Linked DNA regions of Homo sapiens: region 1 is linked to region 2. The links are chromatin contacts, found by Hi-C or POLR2A ChIA-PET in ENCODE. All regions are on one chromosome and are shown on one strand. The core of a region is the stretch at or near the end of the contact, and the rest is flanking DNA. Distances in the headings are between cores, read along the strand shown.

Region 1 (4,962 bases), core at 1,528-4,027, 160 kb before region 2:
GCGAGGGAGGGGGTCGGGGAGGCTCAGAGGCAGAGCCCACACAGTCCCTGCCACCTATCTCCTGCCTCTCTCCTCCATGTCAGGAGGGACAGTGCTGACTTGTGGGGCTTCATTTCACCCAACAACTCACTGGTACATTCAATTAATATTTACGGAGTGTCTGCTGGATGCCAGGAGCTATGTTAGACAGTGAGGAGATCGTGGTAAATATGGTACTTAGTGCTGAAGACAGGCGATACAAAAGTCAACCAACAAATGCACACGATGATCTGAATATTAATAAGTACTAAGAAATAAATACAACAAGGTGATACACTAAAAAGTGATGGGTTGGGGGCCGGGTGTGGTGGCTCACGCCTCTAATCCCAGCACTTTGGGAGGCTGAGGTGGGCGAATCACTTGAGGTCAGGAGTCCGAGACCAGCCTGGCCAACATGGTGAAACCGCATCTCTACTAAAAATACAAAAATTAGCCGGGCCTGGTGGTGGGCGCCTGTAATCCCAGCTACTTGGGAGGCTGAGGCAGGAGAATCCCTTGAACCAGGGAGGCGGAGGATGCAGTGAGCCGAGATCGTGCCACTGTACTTCAGCCTGGGCGACAGAGCGAAACTCCGTCTCAAAAAAAAAAAAAAAAAAAGTGACGGGTTGGGGGTCACCATTATCATGGCTCTTATTTGAACTCATCTTTACAATTGCACTTAACTACATGGGGGTGTATGTGCCATGTCCCTGCATCTGTCTCCTGCACCAGGTATGACAGCTCGAAGGCAGAGTTTGTCCTGCCATCCCTGCGCCCCCACCCGCAGGACCTGGCCCTGCAGCATCTCAGGGAAGGCAGCAGAGTTGATCTGGTGCTTGTGAGTTAACAGAGCCCAGAGATGGCTGAGAAGCCTCCCTCAAGGAGCTTGAACTTGACACCGATTTCGGGAAGGGAGATCACAGTGATAGCCAAAGTACTCTGAGCCCTTGCTCTGCAGGCATTTGTATCCCTTATCTCCATCAATCTCCACAGCAGGCCTTTGATGTAGATACCATTTCTAACCCATTCTACAAATGTGGAAATCAAGGTCACAGCTCTATTAAAGGGGAACCAAGATTTAAACAGACAGCCTGGTTTCAGCACCCCCTGCCCTCTACAGTCTGCTGCCGGGTGGATGCTACGCTGAGGGGAAAATGTTTTAGGGAAGAGAGAGGGGGTGGGTCTGTTACCTTGAGCAAGTCACTTCCCCTCACAGAGCCTCCATTTCCTCAGGCCTGCAAAACAGGGATGAAGCGGGGTTCCTGCCTTGGCTGGATTGTTCATTTGGGGGATTGAATGAGACAATGCAAGTAACTTGCCTGCCCAGCAAGAAACCTGGATCATTGAACCAAAGGATGGATGGATGAATGAATGAATGAATGAATGAATGTCATAAATGTTAGTCCCCTTCCTTGTCCCCCAATTCTTTAACAGTAAAAAAAAGAAAGAAAAGTCTGCTAGGCTCCTGCTCTGCTCACTTTCTTGCATGCCACAAATGCTCATGTATTTCCTCCAGCTAGTCCCAAATGATGTGCACGTGATGGTGCACTTACATCCCGTCTCTAGAGCAGAGCTCCTGGGGCAGTAAAGCTCCAGTTCCAGGCTGATGTCTAATGCAAGATATCTCACCTGAGTCCTACACAGGGCTTCCTTGAATCAGACAGACCCAGGTCCAAATCCTCACGTGCACAGATGTGCTGTGTGACCTTGGGCAGATGGCTTAACTTCTCTGATGCCAGACTCCTTCAGCTGTAAGGAGGACATCTGCCACATAGGTTCTCCTAAGGACTTCATCTAAGCCCCCTTTCCCTGTGAAGTGGTGAGGGTAGGCAAAGGGAGCAAATCCAGAGGGTAAAGTCATATGCACTTTGCTGTGAGCTTCCTGAGCTTCAAGAGAGGCTGAGATTAAGCCATCCATTATTTTTCTTCCTTTTTTGTGTGTGCATCTTTTTTTTTTTTTTTCTTTTTTTGAGAGGGAGTTTTGCTCTTGTCGCCCAGGCTGGAGTGCAGTGGTGCAATCTTGGCTCACTACAACCTCTGCCTCCCGGGTTCAAGTGATTCTCCTGCCTCCGCCTCCCAAGTACCTCGGATTACAGGCACTTGCCACCATGCCCGGCTAATTTTTGTATTTTTAGCAGAGATAGGGTTTCACCGTGTTGGCCAGGCTGGTCTCGAACTCCTGACCTCAGGTGATCCACCTGCCTCCGCCTCCCAAAGTGCTGGGATTACAGGAGAGATCCACTGCGCCTGGTCCCTCGTGCTTCTTTATCACATGACCTGACTCCCTTGCACCCAATCCACCACCACCTGTCAGTTTCACCTCAGATATCAACACAAGGCCCTGCTCTCTTCTCCAGCCTTGCTGCTTCCTCCGGGCCCAAGCTCCCATCACCACCAACCCGAATAGCTCCGGCAGCCTCCACTGCCACGCACCTCCCCACCCTCCAGACAGCAGCCTGAGAGGGTAAGACAATCCAGATCAGATCCCACCCCGGCTTAAACCCAGCCATGGCTTCTCATTGACCTCAGAATAAAATGCACGCTGCCTGTTCTGACTGTGCTGCAGTTTCCGTTTGTCCTCGGGCTTCCTCTCCAGCCTTCTGCACCCGGCCCAGTACTCAGACCTGACCTGTGTCTGGAGGCTGACCTGCAGAGGCTGCATCAACCTTTGCTCTCTGCCATCTGGCTCCTGATTGACTTCAACCAATAGGAGTAAGAGGTGAAGCAGGAGGTCAGCGAGCAGGAGGAGAGAGAGGTGGGGTATTACTCCCCGGCTTCCTCTCTGCTTGGCCATGGGTGACAGCAGCTGGGTCCCTTGGGTGAGAGCTGTGGGCCACCTCCTACAGCTACCGCTCTGGCTGGGTTCCCCTAACTAACAGGGCCTTCCTGGCCCATTTAGGACTGAAGATGGTAACAAGTGCCCCACTGCTGCTGGTCCCAAAGTCCTTTGTTACCTCTTTTCAGTTTCTCTCAACCTGATCCACACCTCCATAAAGAGGGAGGCTGAGGCAAGAGGATCACCTGAGCCTAGGAGGTCGAGGCTGCAGTGAGCCGTGATCGCACCACTGCACTCCAGCCTGGGCAACAGAGTGAGACCCTGTCTCAAAAAAAACAAAAAGAGTCCTTTCATTCTTTCACTAAACTTTCACCAATGACCCCACCCCTTGAGTGTGCTGTCTGTATCCTGCCTGCACGGTAACTGGCAATAAGACCCTCATGCTCTAGCCCCTGCCCAGCTCCCAACCCCCTCACACAACTCTTCCAGCTCCTTTGCTATGCTCTGGCCATACCTGGCTCCTTTCTGTCCCTCAGCTGCACCAAGCCTGTGGCCTCGTTAGTGCCACATATTTTCTGTTCCATCTACCTTGGGACACTGTTCCCAGATCTTTATGCAGCTGGTCTCAGCCCAAATGTCACTCTTCAGGGAGGCTTTCCCTGACCACCTGTCACACACACTCATCCATATCCTTCACTTGACTGATAACCAATCCAGAATTAACCTCTTCAGTTCTTTGTGGGTTTGTTTCTGTTTATACCTATAGCAATGTTGATTCTGGCCAAGCATCATGGTGGCTCACATCTATAATCCCAGTGCTTCGGGAGGCTTAGGCAGAAGGATTGCTTGAGCCCAGGAGTTTGAGACCAGTCTGGGCAATATAGCACAACCCCATCTCTACAACAATACAAAAAAAAAAAAAAAAGATTAGCCAGGCATGGTGGTGTGTGCCTGTAGTCCCAGCTGCATGGGAGGTTGAGGTGGGAGGATTGTTTGAGCCCAGGAGCTGGAGGCTACAGTGAGCTATGATCTCACCACTGTATTCCCAGCCTGGGTAACAGAGTGAGATCTTGTCTTTTGAAAAAAAAAGAGTTACTTACACAAGGGCAGTCTTTTTTTCCACTAGTCTTTTTGTTCACTGCTGTAGTCCTGGCAGTAGTGAACATAAGGGGTCTTGATAAATATTTGTGGAATTAAAAAAAGCTTTATGTTCACTCTGGAGAGAGTGAGGACACTCACTCTGGAACCCCTGAAGGCAGAGGGTGCCCTGGGGTCTCTTTTCCAGGTTATGATCAGGCCTTTCTTGCCTCAAATCTCTCCACATCACCTCTCAGGGTCCACAAATTCTCGCACTTCAGTAACATCCCCAGTTGTGCTTCCTGAGAAGTAGCTGGGTGCTGATGAAAGAGCTTTGGCACAGGGCTCAGACACACCTGGGTTTCACTCCTGGCTCTGCTATGCCCATTGCCTCTCTGGCCCTCAGTTCCGCCATCTATTAAAAAGGAAACCCAAATGGAACCCAACATACTGGGGTCGTGGAAAGGAGCAATGAGACCCAGGCACGTAAGGCAGCCAGCACTGCCCTGCCCCATGCCAGGGATTTGAAGAGCAGCAAAGAGAATGAGATGCTGAAGGGTCCCTGGGAAAGGGTCCCGGGTCTTCCCCACCCAGGCTGAAGCCCAATCAGGAGAGGAAGGTGGACCTGTGAAGGTAGGGGCGGTGCCTAGACTAATGTAGCTGGGAGAGGCTTCCAGAGCTCTCCATGCACAAGCTGGTGTGGAGCAGTGCAGGAGTCCCAGGCGTGTAAGAGCAATGTGGACGTGGTGAAGGACTCAGGAGGGTTCAGAAAAATTCAGTAATTGTCTGGGCGTGGTGGTTCATGCCTGTAATCCCAACATTTTGGGAGGCTGAGGCAGGTGGATCACCTGAGGTCAGGAGTTTGAGACCAGCCTGGCTAATGTGGTGAAACCCCCTCTCCACTAAAAAGACAAAAATTAGCTGGGCATGGTGGCGCATCCCTGTAATCCCGGCTATTCAGGAGGCTGCGGCAGGAGAATCACTTGAACCTGGGAGGTGGAGGTTGCAGTGAGCCGAGATGATGCCACTGCACTCCAGCCTAGGCGATAGAGTGAGACTCCGCCTCAAAAAAAACAAGAAAAAAAAAAAGG
Region 2 (4,895 bases), core at 217-2,716:
GTGCGGGTGCTAACACAATTCTAGTGCTTCACATGCCCGACCTCATTTAACCCAAACCAGAACAACCTTATGAGCAAAGGGTCACTGACCCCATCTTACAGATGAGGAAACTGAGACTAAGAGGGCACAAGGTGACACACAAGAGTTGGTGGCAGAGATAGACGTGACCATACAACAGCACAGTTCCTGTTTTCAAGGACACTCTCTATCCAGCGAGAGTGAGAAAAGTGAGTGAACAGAACAACTACAATCCAGGTCCCTCATCTGCAACCCTCAAATCTAAAAAGGTATGAATACTAGTGGATGATCGGATGCAGGGGAAAAAAAAAAAAAAGTCTGAATACCAAAACTTGTTTAAGTTGGAAAACTTGACCTGACTTAAGGTGAGGCTATTTATGGTTATTTATCCCAACAGTGTAAATATATGCATTTTTTTTTTTGAGACGGAGTTTCGCTCTTGTTGCCCAAGCTGGAGTGAAGTGGCACGATCTTGATTCACTGCAACCTCCGCCTCCCGGGTTCAAGCGATTCTCCTGCCTCAGCCTTCCGTCTCAGCCTCCCGAGTAGCTGGGATTACAGGCACGCACCACCACGCCCGGCTAATTTTTTGTATTTTTAGTAGAGACAGGGTTTCACCATATTAGCCAGGCTGGTTTCGAACTCCGAACCTCAGGTGATCCGCCCCCCTCAGCTTCCCAAAGTGCTGGAATTATAGCCGTGGGCCACCGCGACCAGGTCAATGTAATATATGCGTATCTTCATAACTTTAGCTGTGGAAAGGGTCGTGTATTTGATTACAAGCCGCTGCTCCAGCCCCCTCTGAGGGTGAAACCTAACATAGAACATAGGGACTTTACCTTTCCAAACTCCGAGAACTCCTCGATTTTAAACGCATCTGGCCTCGGGGCTGTAACATAAGCGGCTGCGGACTTGTACAAAGTAAGAAACTCCGTACACAAAACAGAGGGGAGCACGGAGGGCGGCGGGACAAAGAGGGTGGTCGGCAAAGGCTGTATTTTCCATAGATGTAATCACAGTTTGAATCGAATTTTATATTTTGCTTTTTCACCTGTTACAATGAAAAGTATCTTTACCTGTTAAATCGTAATTACGATTAAAAATATTTTTCACTAAATAGTAAGATTTTTAGATGTCTGCGTGTGTGTTGCGGGAGGACATCCCAGTCCGCTGTTTTCTGCGGCCCCTGTCTGGGCCTCAGTTTCCCCATCAAGAAGGGGGAAACCCCAAGACCCCAGTCCCCGAGTTCCACAGCCCACGGGGACCGACCCCGGGGCCGGACCCCACTGCCTGTCTCGCCCACCCCACCTTCCGTCCTCCCCTCGCCTTCCTTGAAGTCCCTCTTCTTTCCCCTCCAACCCCTAGCTCCCCACGTTACCCACCAGGGAGCCCAAGCGCATCCCAGGCCGCGCTAGCGGATACGGTCGCAAGGTGGACTCTTCTTCCTTTGAGGCGGGGCGAACGCGAACGCGGCGTTCCCATTGGTGGCCTGCGGCTTATTCGCCCGTCCGTTGAGTGACGCACTTCCGGTTCTCCGTTTGCGCCATTGCCCTGGTGGTTCCGCCTCGTGGGTTAGATCCCAAATTACGCCCGCTCTCGATCCTTAATAATGGGAAGGGGCTTCCACTTGTCGCCCTCCGCCTCCTGCACCTCAGTGACTTCCCTGACCAAGGAGGAAGAATTGGCGTGCAGCCTGGGCTTCCCTCAATGGCCACCATTCCGCTGGCACAATGTAGTGCCCTGCCCCGGGCCTCAGTTTCCCCATCTGTGGAACTGAGTGTGGCCTCGACGTCAAAAATGTGGACTCTGGTCCGGTCGCGGTGGCTCACGCCTGTAAGTAATCCCAGCACTTTGGGAGACCAAGGCGGGCCGATCACTTGAGGTCAGGAGTTCGAGACCAGCTTGGCCAACATGGTGAAACCCCCGTCCCTACTAAAAATACAAAAAGTAGCCGGGCGTGGTGGTGTGTGCCTGTAATCCCAGCTACCCGGGAGGCTGAGGCAGGAGAATCACTTGAACCCGAGAGGCAGAGGTTGCAGTGAGCCAGATCGTACCACAGCACTCGAGCCTGGGTGACAGAGCTCAAAAAAAAAGAAAAGAAAAATGTGGACTCTGTGGTCATAGAGCCTGATCTAGAATCCTGGCTCTGCCACTTACTAGTTGGCAGGCGCTTGGGCAAGTCACTGAGCCTCAGTTTCCTCTTCCATTAAATGAGGATATTAGTTCTTGCAAAATAGTGTTGGTGAGATTTACAAGAGATAATAACACCTATATCAGGTGCTTAGCATGGCCATTGAAAAGTGTCACATGGGAGTGCTGATTATATGTTAACTGTTATCTTACCTAGGGATTGTGAGAAAGCAAGTGAAATTACTCGTGGAAGTGAATGGACTGCTTTGAGTCTTCAAGGCGTTAATTTTCCAAACGTTTGAATTCTATCCCTGGTCTGAGAGCTAGGGATGCAGCCTAGCAAGGGAAACAGGTAACTAATATAGAACAGCAGTACCTGCAAATATCTGTCTCTGTGAGGATAGATCAAATCCAGGCTTGGTCACTCACCACCCCTGTGATCTTGGACAACCTCTTAACCTCTCTGGGCTTCAGTTTCATCTGCTAAGTGGGAAAGCAGTGGTGTGTGGTGATTAAAAGCTTCAGCTTTGGAGCTGGATGGTCAACATGGAATCCTGGGCCTTAAACTCAGTGTCTCTGAGACATAGGACAAAGTACAGTCAGCTGTCCATGTTTACAGGTTCCCCATCTACGGATTGAAGCAACTGTGGGTGGTTAATATTTGTGGGGGAAAACAGTAAAAAATAACAGTTCAACAATAAAAATAATACAGATTCCGAAAGCAATACAGCATAGCAATTACTTATATAGCATTTACATTGTATTAAGTATTGTAAGTAATTTAAAGATGATTTTCAATATACTGGAGGATTTGTGTAGGTTAAATGCAAGTATTCTCGCATTTTGTAAGCACCCAATGGTTCTCCTTGCCTGCTTCCTAGACAGAACCAATTTATCAAGACAGGGGAATTGCAATAGAGAAAGTTTAATTCACACAGAGCTGGCTGAACAGGAGACCACAGTTTTATTATTACTCAAATCAGTCTCCCTGGAAATTCAGGGTTTTCAAGGATAATTTGGTGGCTGGAGGTGCTGGGGATTAGAGAGTGTTGATAGGTTGGATCAGAGAGGAAAGGAGTCAAAGCTGTCCTCTTGCACTGAGTCAGATCCTGGGTTAGGACCATAGGACCAGATTAGCCAGATTACAGGGCTGGGTGGCGTCAGCTGGTGCATTAGAACACGGGTTCTGCAAAATATCTCAAGCACTGATTTTAGGTTTTAGAACAGTGATGTTACTCCCGGAAGCAATCTGGGGAGGGTCAGAATCTTGTAGCCTCCAGCTTGCGTGACCTCCTAAACCATAATTTCTAATCTTTTAGCTAATTTGTTAGTCTACAAAGGCAGACCCGTTCCTAGGCAAGGAGGGGATTTGTTTTGGGAAAGGGCTATTATTGCCTTTGTTTCAAAGTTAAACTATAAACTAAGTTCTTTCCAACATTAATTCCACCTATGTCCAGGAATGATCAAGGACAGCTTGGAAGTTAGAAGCAAGATGGAGTCAGGCCAGATCTCTTTCACTATCATAATTTTCTCAGTTATGCTTTTTACAAAGGTGGTTTTGATTTTACATAAGGGACTTGAGCATCGAGAATTTTGGTATCCATGGGGACTAAGGTACCAATCCCTCACAGATACTAAGGGATGACTGAGCTCAAGTTTTCAGCTTCAGTTTGCTCATCTATAAAGCAGGTTTAATAATAACACTTTGTTGATAATGTTATTCTGAAGATTAAAGGAAGAGTAAACGTAAACTACTTAGAAGAGTGTCTCTGGCACATTGTAAGCCCTCAATAAGTGTGAACTAACACCACTAATAAGTTCTTTATAAACTGCCTAATAGGTAGTCAAATAAGAGGGGAAATAAAGCCCTAAGGAGTAATATTTGTGTTTTGTTTGCCCTACATGGTTTTGTGAAATTTTCTATTCATTATCAATATTTAAAGTTGGGGTTTTCAATCTTTGACTGGGCATGATGGCTCATTCCTGTAATTCCAACACTTTGGGAGGCCCAGCTGGGAGGATGGCTTGAGCTCAGAAGTTTGAGATCAGCCATGGCCAACATGGTGAGGCCCCCATCTCTACAAAAAAAATATATACGCGCGCGCGCACACACACACACACACACACACACACGCAAAAATTAGCCAGGCATGGTGGTGAACACCTGTGGTCCCAGCTACTCAAGAGGCTGAGGTGGGAGGACAGCTTGAGCCAAGGAGGAAGAGGTTGCAGTGAGCTGAGATTGCATCACTGCACTCCAGCCTGTGTGACAGAGCCAGACTCTGTCTCAAAAATAAATAAATAAACTTGGGACATTTCACATAAAACCCTACTGTAGCTGACTGCTCTGGAAAAGTGGGGAAGTCTGACGACAGTGGGCCAGCCTTCCCCCATGGCAGCACTTGTTCAGAACTTGGGAGAGACCGTCCCCTTTTGTGAAGCATGTGCTTCCCTGGTGTGTGGAGAGATAAAAGAATAGAAAACGCTGGGAACACCAGCATTTCAAGATCAAAGCGTCAAGAAAAAAAGGTAGAAAGAAAAGAAAGATTCAAGACTGAGGGGGTTGGTCTTTCACTTGAAGACCATAGAAGTGATGGAAGACCAGGAAGAAATGAGAGAAGGTTTGTATTTTAGAAAAAGAACTTGGGTATATCTATTCTTTTCAAACATGCTTGGAACATTTACAGAAATTGATTACTGGGCCACAAAGGAAGCTTCAAGAAATTCTCAAGAATCTATAGGTGACA

The links. Hi-C counts contacts between places; a loop is a spot of excess contacts on that map. ChIA-PET counts read pairs that join two places held with the same protein, here RNA polymerase II (POLR2A). Pooled maps may share reads with other maps.
Region 1: a loop to region 2 is called in a pooled map, with 3 times the contacts of the local background. The contact joins the enhancer-like site here to the promoter of NSMCE1 in region 2. A Hi-C loop is called at or near these places in 1 of 50 pooled maps. POLR2A ChIA-PET finds 5 or more read pairs at or near these places in 3 of 52 experiments (A673, activated CD4-positive, alpha-beta T cell and activated T-cell).

Annotation. Positions count from the first base shown.
Region 1 is chr16:27,110,879-27,115,840 of GRCh38, forward strand. No RefSeq gene overlaps it. Among named protein-coding and RNA genes, the nearest start is that of C16orf82, 46 kb to the left of the region's middle. RefSeq lists enhancers at 1-212, 2,315-2,504. Within about 2 kb of position 2,778, at least 3 of the 41 ENCODE cell types and tissues checked have a DNase peak (open chromatin) inside an H3K27ac peak, as active enhancers do.
Region 2 is chr16:27,267,306-27,272,200 of GRCh38, forward strand. It overlaps NSMCE1 (NSE1 component of SMC5/6 complex), which reads right to left and starts at 1,467. Exons shown (of 8, transcript NM_145080.4): 1 at 1,401-1,467. NSMCE1-DT (NSMCE1 divergent transcript) reads left to right here and starts at 900. Exons shown (of 5, transcript NR_037184.1): 1 at 900-939. RefSeq lists a silencer at 1,361-1,440 and an enhancer at 4,349-4,895.